Linked DNA regions of Mus musculus: region 1 is linked to region 2. A link is a loop called in an ENCODE intact Hi-C map of the cell type or tissue named here. Cell type or tissue: left cerebral cortex. All regions are shown on one strand.

Region 1 (5,000 bases), 410 kb after region 2:
AGCAGCAGTTTGTCAATGGCTCAAGATGGAGGACTTCCATTGACTTCAATCAGGATGAGGGGTTTACCATGTGCCTTCCTTATCAATCATTGGCCACTGGCAGACTCAAAATCAAAGAAAGACAGAACAGTTTGCCTTTGGATCAGGTTACTTATTATATAGCAAAGGACAAATTGAAAGAGCTAACAAAGAGCTAGATTTTGCTAAGAGGGCACAAGAGCAAAGCTCCTCATGCTTGCATATCTACAGCACCTCACTCCTGGTAAAGAACATCTTCCAGTCTCTTAGAGCTATGCTATTTACTGCTAGGGAGCGAGTTTAGCACAGTGGTCAGAAGCAGAACCATTAGAGTCACATACAACTTAGTAAGAATCTAACTACAGCCCCGTACTTACTAGCTATATGATAAACTACCTTAGCTACTTTTCATATGCTTCCTCTTCTGTAAAATGGAGCTAGTGCAATATGCCTAAAGGAGGCTGTCACGATGACTGAATAAGATATGGAAAGTACTTCTCACAGCAAACACAGTAAGCACTCAATATATAACAGAAAAAAATGACACTAAAAAATCATGCATTTATAGTCTCCTCCTCCCAGCTGAGGATTTATAAACATCATCAAATACAACTCAACTTGGAGAATACATTATATGATTATTTTGGTAGCAGAATTTTATCTTCCTAATTATGTTTTGCTTAGGCAAATGTCAAAAATGAGTTTCCACTTCCAGATCAGACACTGATGGGGATAGTGGGGATGGGGGTGGAATGTGATCTCAGAAACACATTCGACACAGGCAGGATGGAATATATATGATTTTAATGAGCTTTGGAAAATCCAATGACATTCCAAAGACATACTGAATACTACCTATTCATAAATCCTATGGACTGAAAGAAGATGGACATATTTACACTGGATTTAGAAAGTAGCATGGCAGGTCAATATACCACCATGTGCTGAGCACTCCCTCTGCTCCAAGTCCTGTGCTGAGCATCACAGATATATCTTATCTCTGTCAAAGCAATTATATTCTATTACCTCTCCCTGCAAAAAAATAAATCAATGCATGACCAAGTTTCAGAGGCTTGTTAATATCTAAACCAGGTCCTAGAGATGCCAATGTCCTATGACACTGCAGCTCATTTTGTAGTCAAAATGAGAGAAGATTTTTCCAACAAATAGAGAGAAAATGAGCAACACATTATTTAGTGAACAAGGAATGCACAGAGTAGGAACAAGGTTAATATAGGTTGGAGTTAGAAACTAGGCTGAAATTGTCAGAGCCAAAGACAGTATGTCAGTAGCATTACTGTACTTGATTTATGGAGAATGAGGTACCATCTAAGGATTTAGCAGTATTTTTAAAATATTCAGCTTTGCTTACTATAGAATAGAGTAGGGACCTTAAAAGCAACATAACTATGTTCTGGTCACTTAGAATTGAAATGAGGGATGTTTAAGAAACACATTTTAAAGCAAATATGGCAATAATGACATAGAAGAGGGGTAGAACTGTAAAAAGAAAAAAAATCAAAGAGACATTGGTGCCTCGAGGTTAGCTGCCACCTCTGGAGATGATGATAAATTAAGAACCATCCAATTTCTAGATAATAACAGTGAGTCTAATTTTAGAAAATTTAAAGTAAAAGCTAAAAGTTAAAGTTGCATTTTCTCACTTTATAACAAAATACCTTTAGACAAGATGCAAAAAAATCATTAACCTCCTTATTAATGGAAGGTGACTAATTAGACCTTTAAAAATGGAAGCACTGTGACCATATAAGTACATAAAATTCTTCCTTTCCTCAGCACTCAGTGAATATCACCTGTAGGCCCAGACTTACAAAGACAGCAAGTACGTGGAGCTCACATTCTGGTGGGATAGATGAGGCAAGCAACTACAAAGAACAATAAAAAAAGTAACAGACACACTCTTGCTTCTGCAAGCAGGGATACTAACACACACAGGAGGAATATGCATATCACTACTACTTTATGCAGCTTTTCATGAATTTGGGACACTTACCTAGCCATAATGCAATGAGTACAGCATCAATTCCATCTATTGGCTCACAGATCCGAGCCACAACAGGGTGGATCTGCTGGGCCAAGTAGTATTGGGTGTCGATGGCTAAATTGTCAAGTTTCTGCAATTGTTCTGGGGCATAGGCCCTCTGAGTTGCAGTGAGGTTTGACCCATCCTGAAAGAAGACACAGCATAAAGTTGTAAGCAACTCAATCACACATACACTTGCTTAATCAAATAGATGAACAAAAGTTTCAATTTTATGTCCTTAGTTCCAAACACCAAGAAGTCTTGCCCTGTTAAAAATCTCACATGTATCATAGACTAGAAAGACCAAGAACTTTTTGGTCTCAATCTTATCCATTGCTTGAGAATGTAAATCCAGTGTATTGTGCTCTTTTCTGTCAGGATAGGAAACCAGTAAGATGACACTAGCTAGATTATAATCCTACCTGCCATATCATAAGAAAAAATGAAGAAAAAAAAAGGAATGAAAATACCAGTGACTATTAGTCTACTGAGAATGACTTTTTTGTTTTATTTTGTTTTTGTTTTTGTTTTTTTTTAATTAGGTATTTTCCTCGTTTACATTTTCAATGCTATCCCAAAGGTCCCCCAAACCCACCCCCCCAATCCCCTACCCACCCACTGCCCCTTTTTGGCCCTGGCGTTCCCCTGTACTGGGGCATATAAAGTTTGGAAGTCCAATGGGCCTCTCTTTGCAGTGATGACCGACTAGGCCATCTTTTGATACATATGCAGCTAGAGACAAGAGCTCCAGGGTACTGCTTAGTTCATATTGTTGTTCCACCTATAGGGTTGCAGATCCCTTTAGCTCCTTGGTTAATTTCTCTAGCTCCTCCATAAGGGGCCGTGTGACCCATCCAATAGCTGACTGTGAAAGACATGACAATAAAAGAATAAATAACACTCCTTTTATCCTATTAATGCAATTACTTCCAGCCACAATTCCAACCATAGAAGCATGTAGCCTTTCCAAAAACTGTGTGACAAAATAAAGCCTTTGTCCTTTGTTTCTTTGGGGTATTTTATCACAGTGACAAGGAAAGTAACTGATTTACCTACACAGCAGCAGTACTCTAAAGTCAAATACCTGACCAGTGGAAGGGGTAAGGAGGAGGCTGATCTCTCCTCAAGCAAATGAAGGTGGGATAGATACTCTTCTTAGGGGCTACTTGTTTTATACTTTAAACTTGTGAGATTCGACTTAATTAGCTCACATACAGCTCTGTAGTGATGTCGCTGACATCTGTGAATCAAAAAGTCATCATTCTACTGGACCAACATCCAATGATTCACTCCACTCTTCCTCTTGACTGAAACAACAGAATTTAATATTCACACTAGTAAATTATAACTATTCACAGTGCTCAGCTGCTCTGTAGAACTGATTATAATGTGAATCCTATTCTTTCACTCCTGCCACAATCAGTCTCTTCTAAGCTCAGCATTCAGCTCAAAACATAGGCAACCTTCCACATCATGGTCTTTACCAGAGACACAAGGCAGGGCCTACCTACTCTTTGAGCTTCTGTTCCTGATAGAAGCAGAATTTATCTGTCTTTCAATTAGGTGCTACCTGGTCTGAAGTATGATGAATTTTCTAGAAAGAAAGCTACCCTCAGGTTAAAATTTGTTTGTCCATATTAAACAACTCAATAAAAAAATTAATGAGAATGAATGAGGCTTAATCATGTCCTTTAAGCAAACTGAATTGTAAGGTGGAAATGAGGTAACAGCTGCTACCTGGGCATTTGAAAACAACCATCAGGCTATGTCTTCATGTGCTATACTCAGACTGCCTTTTAGTACCAGAAATCTGCTCACCCTATAGAATTAGGCTTTTGTTGAATTTAATCTTTTCTCTCATGATTTTTTGTTGCTGTTGAGGCTGATCTTATACTGCCCTAGGTTGACTTCTAGCTTAGTGCTGTATCAAAGGATGACCTTGTACTACTACTGATCTTCCTCTCTCTACCTTCCAAGAGCTGGATTTACACCACCACACTGAGGAAACTCAATTACTTTTAAATAATGAATTAAAGTCAATTTTATGTAAGTGAAAAAAATTAAGGCACTGGTGAACTGGAGTGAAAGTAAAATATTTGTGTAGCATACACATGGTCCTATGACTGCCATCTGAAAGACCCAACAAGCAGCTGAAAGAGTCACATGCAGATATTTGCACCCAACCAATGGACAGAAGCAGCTGAGCCCTGTTGTTTAATTAGGGAAGGTTGAAAGAAGCTGAGGAGAAGGGTGGCCCTGTAGGAGGACCAGCAGTCTCAATTAATCTGGATCCCCGATCTCTCTCAAACACTGGACCACCAAACAGACAGCACACACCAGCTGATATGAGGCCCCCCAACATACATACAGTAGAGAACTTCCGGGTCTGTGTTCATTCAGAGATGATGCGCCTAACCCTCAAGACACTGGAGGCCCAAAGGAGTTTAGAGGTTAGGTGGGGTGGGGGGTGGGGGCATCCTCGTGGGGTGGGGAGGAGGTGTGGGATGTGGAGCAGACAGAGGGCAGATGGGGGGTAGGGAATGGAATATGGAGTGTAAGAAATAAATTTAAAATAATATTAAATTAATAATTAAAAAAGAACTGCAAAACAACCACCACCAAGTGCTTTGAGTTACTTTCAAATATGTATCACTAAAAGATTTCATAAAGGAGTATTGTATTTCTAAAGACCAGAAGCAAATTTCCAAGCATTCTTTCTACTGACAGCATTCTACCTCTAAATAGCTTGTAGCTAACTAAGAGTGAGCCCAACGTATTTCCTACTGTATTCTTAAAACCTAAGCTCAAATACAGCAAATTTCACAACTGGTTAGCTAACAGGTTTTATAATGTGTGCTGGAAAACCATTTAGGCTCTCACCTAAGATATATTACTGAAAGATGTAGTCCCTAAACTGAACAAGATGTCAACAGAATTT
Region 2 (5,000 bases):
AGCATTCAAACAGAGGCCTGTCCTGACTGTAATCCCAGTATATAGCAAGCTGGCTAGCTAGACTAGCCTCAGTCAGCAAGCTCTGGGTTTAAGTAAGAAACTTTATCTCAGTGTATAAAGTAGAGAATAATGTAAGGCAGACACCCAATATCAACCCCTGAACTCTGCATGCACTTCCCCCCAACACATGCAAATATGTATATGCACTCACATAATATATATCACATGCATGAACACACATAAAGAGAGAGTAGGCGTTAGAAAATATAAGAATAGGCAAAAAGATACATTTTTTACCTTCTAAAGAAGGCTAAGCTCCTAATCTCACACTTGTGATCTCTAAGGGGACAGGTGATAGGGAGATTTGACTCCTCTCCTCACCCAGGTGACATGGCCTCACAGGCACCACTTGAAGAGCTTAATGTGTGCTCAGTGGCAGATGGTACACACTGAACTGGAGTTGACACACTTTAGAAAGTCAATGTAGCTGGACACATCAGATTAAAAGGCTGTGTCTAGGAAGTAAATACACTCCCCTCCAGTGACAGTTCAAATGTGTGTAAATCCCAGCGACCATATGTCGACACTGCCCGCAAGGGCAGCCTGCCGCCTGCAGAGCCTTCCAGGACTGAGAGACTGTGTGTGTCACCCAGACAGAGAAGGAAAAGGGATAGAGATGCTGCTCAAACCAAAGAATGGGGCACAGAATCCACAAAAGCGCTCTGTGATCATCATGTTTAGCGTTTGACCAGTAGTAACAAAATCATCCTAAAACAGACCCTCTTTCCCTTTCTCTCTTTCTATGTTTCAAATCCAAGGGGATCAGAATCCTAAGCAAAGGGCTGGCAAAGAACTATAAGTAGGGGAAAGAAATTTAACTCTAACTCAGGTTTGAAATATCTATGACCTAACAATATTATCAATTGGTTTGTGAATTACAGTCACCTTAAAACTTGTTTGGTTTTGGTTTTTTCCCCCTATGGGAAGCCAAGAATTTGAGGGACTTAACTGAAGTTTTTTGCATACTTGAAAAAGATGTTTTCCAGTTAAAAATTCAAAGAAACAATGGGAGGCAAAAAAAAAAAAAAACAAAACCAGTGATGCCTTCTGATTTCATCCCAAGATTCTAGTCTATTCAATGGTCTATTCGATGTACACATTTGTGGAAATTACATGGGTCAAGAATTGGGCTAAATTTTTTATACATAAGTATATTTTTACAACCCTATAATACATTCTGTCATCATACTCATTTTATAATTAAAGTAACTAAAATCCAGAGACATAAGTAACTTAACTAAGATCACCACACTTCTATTAATGTCAAATTCAGAACTGTTTGACTCCACAACTCATGCTTTTGACTGTTGCCATAGTAACTTATTGGTAAACACTTTGGTATAAAAGGAACAATTCTTAGATTATGAGGTTTAGATTACCATACAATCACTAACCTGAATATATTGCACATATCTGAGGGGGGGGGATTCCAAAATACAGTCTTTAAAATCAAAATGGCAAGAAAAACACTTAAGTTTTTATTACTCAGGGCTCACAGCAGCTAAAAGGTTTCAGCAATATTATATGGCATACAAATTGCAGATTTAACTTGGTTGAGGAGCGTCCCCATGCAATCACCATAATATTTTATTGTAGAATAACAGCACAGGTCCTGATCCCTAGCCCTTGGTAAACATGAGTAGCTGGAATCCATTGTTGCAAAAGCTTAACATCCCCCACGCATGGCATGGCCTCGACCTGAAAGCGAGTTTTCTATAGCCTAACATCAATAGAAACTTCTCTGCTGTAGATTAGACTTTTATGAATTGGGATTAACAGAATGAGCATACAGTGACCATCCTTATTAGGGAATGCTTTAATCAACTAAAGCTGACTGAAGGAGAAAAAGAGTTCTCAAAACAGACCAGCTGTATGACTCTGCTAATTGTGACTTAATCCCAATTTATAAAAGCACCTGTGTTACTTGTCATTCGTCTTGTTCCTGCCAACTATACCAGACAATAAGGACCTCTGTGCCGTGAGGCAGCAGGAGAAGGTAAAACTTTGTATGTCAGTATCTACAGGGATTAGAATGATATAGTTTCATTTTCACTCTGGTCATTTTGAATATTCCTTTCCGGAAATGGAATTCTACAGCACCATCTACCACCTCCGCTCCTCACAGCTCGCTTAACTCAGCCCAGCACACAGGGCTACATTTTGTTCCTCTGCCTTGCCTGAAATGGATGCTTCTTTCTTCATTGTTTGGAAGAAAGAAATTGGAAGTGCCTTCTACCGAGAGGCTCTTAACAGATTGTGGGACTTCTGGTTTCTTTTCTGAGACACATGAAAATGTAAATCATCTTTCCTTCTACAGGCAAGGCAGCGTGACCCTGGAGCATACAATCAACTGCCCTCCCCTTCACGGGCCTCACCAGCCCACTCTCCCTCCTCTTTCACTGTGATTCGTTCTCTCTCTCTCTCTCTCTCTCTCTCTCTCTTCTCTCTCTCTCTCTCTCTCTCTCTCTCTCTCTCTCTCTCTCTCTCTCTCTCTCTCTCTCTCTCTCTCTCTCTCTCCACCACCCCCAGAGCCCTGGAGCTTGAAGGCAACAGCCAAACTCTTTTATATTTTGAAAGTAAGAATTGAAAGCTTGTCTGAGTTCAAAGAATCACTTGGTACTAAAAGGATATTTTTATGCATTCCACAGTGGAACAAATATTAAAAGATATACCAAAAAGAAAAAAAAAAGAAAAAGAAAAAGGAACCTGGACTCAGCCAAAGGAGCAGAATCTGAACATTCATGTTGTGTCTCCAGGAACTGCCAAATTCTTTGCCTTTCTCTCAGGACCGCTCTGTGGAGCTTTGAGTGACAGGCAGTATGGCACAAGCCACGATTTAAATTCTGCTTGCCTCATTCTTTGCATAGACAGCAACGGGCTGATAGAATGCAACTAAAAACATAATTCAGATGGGAAAATACAACATGATTTTCACAGAAAGAGAGGAAGAGCACAGAGACATGGCTTAATATAGCCAGCAGAGGGCGCGGCTTACACATGTAAGTATAAACAAACCGTCCCTCGAAGCTGTAAGGAGCTCCTGCGGTTTTTGTTACAGATTTTGCGTTTTTCGAGTAAACCACGTCCAAGCTCCCTTTAACAAAACTCTAGTATTGTCACATAGTTCTCGCCTCATGATTAAATAAGACTATGTCTACAGCCCCTTCGGTCACTCAAACTGCCACTCTTCTGCCCCCTGCTCTGGCATGGGAAAAAAAGTGGAGATACACTCCCTCAAAGGACAGCTTCCCAGAAAGAGTGACCTGTATTCCCAAGCAGCCTTCATTTGTTTAAGAGACTTGCACCTAGAATTTCTTGATCAAAGCTAATGTGCTGTAAATTTCTTCATTTAACAGACTTAGTCTGTTCAACTCTTGACACTGGGAATTGGGATTTCCCAGAACTATTAGCACTGCACAGTAGGCATTCCATGCCAGCCAAGAACCGGGGATTAACAGGTATTTGTCTCAGCTAATTTCACTCTCTATACCGGCTCTATAGAGACTAGAGCTTCTTGGCGGAGTGTGTGCCACCCTGCTAATTGGCTACGAATGTAACTACTCCCGAATGCCAATGGAGCTGGGCCTGAAGAGGCTAGAGGCAAAAGATCCTTATGATAGACATACATTTGAGGCTGGTTGATGGCACAGTAAATGTAGATGGTTCCTTTGCCAACCTCTACCTCTTGCTGACTATCAAATGCCCATCCCGATAGATCATGGGGTGATGTTTTTGTTTTTTTTTTTAATGCACATTCATATACATACAATCAGTGACAGTTGAATCCTCAAAATCCTGTACTAACAAGGAATTTTCATATGCAAAATCTTGTAGAAACAAATATTTACATAGTGTCTATTCAGAATGCATATACTGAATCGTAAGGCTTATAGGTAGCTTCCATAGAGCACCCAATTTCCTGAGTCAAAGAAAAGCATTATACATATCAGGATAGGAACAGAACACAAGAATTATTTCTGAAATAAAGATTGTATACAAAAGGAAAGTTGTTACTGCTTTCTCACATGTCCTATTCTTCTCCTTGCTAATAATTAATCTCCTAATAACATGTACTACTTCTAAAGCTTGTGAAACAGGAATTGAAGAGTCAAATATTAAATGATACTATGTATATGCATTATCTGTTGTTAGATAATACATTCTGCTGAGTGTAGCAGCTGAAAACAACAGTTATTACCTTCCGGTTTCTATAATCAACCAGGTTCAATCCAGGAGCAGCTAAGCTGGTGGCAGTGTTTCAGTCGCTTGTAAGGCTGCAATCAAAGGGTTGGCCAGAGGTTTCAAGGCCCCAATGACTGGCAAATGTACTTCAAAGATTATTCACATAGCCGATGGTTAAGCCACAAAAGATCTGTTTCTAAGCTCACTAGCTGGAGCTTCTCTGCATGGTTACCTCATATGCTGTGGATTGAATCTTTGTGTCCACACCTCCTATGTTAAGTCCCTAACCCCCAGTATGACTGTATTTGGTGTGAAGGCTTCTAAGTGGGGTTACATGGTGGAACCCAGATAAGAAAACATACTGATTCTCAACCTCTCTGTCTCTCTCTGTCTCTTTCTCTCTCCTTCTCTCTCTCTCCCCCCTTTACCTCTCCTTCCCCTTCTCTTCTCTCTCTCCCTTCCTATCTGCTCCCTTCCTTCTTCCCCCTTAGAGAACATACCAAAAATGGTCCTATGAGCACATACAGGATGGCAGTCACCCACAACCACCAGAAAACAAACTGGCTGTTTCCTTGACCTGGAATTTCCAGTCTCCAAAATTATGAGAAAATGGATTTCTGTGGATTAACCTGCCTCGTCTGTAGTATTTTCTTAAAGCAACCTAAGCTGCTGAATATACCTCAAGATGAACAGCACATGAGGGTGTGCCTGAGACAGAAAGCCATAATCTTTCTATAGCTTAGCACTGGACATTAGGA

Evidence for each region. Peaks named below come from ENCODE experiments on the same cell type or tissue, not always from the same donor. Only the 100,000 strongest peaks of a DNase experiment are listed, where the experiment ranks them.
Region 1: a loop joins it to region 2, with 4 times the contacts of the local background. A loop is called at or near these places in 21 of 42 quality-filtered maps.

What each region holds. Positions count from the first base shown.
Region 1 is chrX:93,472,281-93,477,280 of GRCm38, forward strand. Pola1 (polymerase (DNA directed), alpha 1) reads right to left here. Exons shown (of 37, transcript NM_008892.2): 32 at 2,033-2,207. Among named protein-coding and RNA genes, the nearest start is that of Gm35587, 73 kb to the left of the region's middle. In left cerebral cortex, no CTCF peak of the experiment used is centred here; no DNase peak of the experiment used is centred here.
Region 2 is chrX:93,066,892-93,071,891 of GRCm38, forward strand. No RefSeq gene overlaps it. Among named protein-coding and RNA genes, the nearest start is that of Gm38657, 11 kb to the left of the region's middle. In left cerebral cortex, a CTCF peak has its summit at 3,040 (motif pointing right); DNase peaks (open chromatin) are centred at 2,271 and 3,032; H3K4me3 peaks cover 687 bases; H3K27ac peaks cover 245 bases.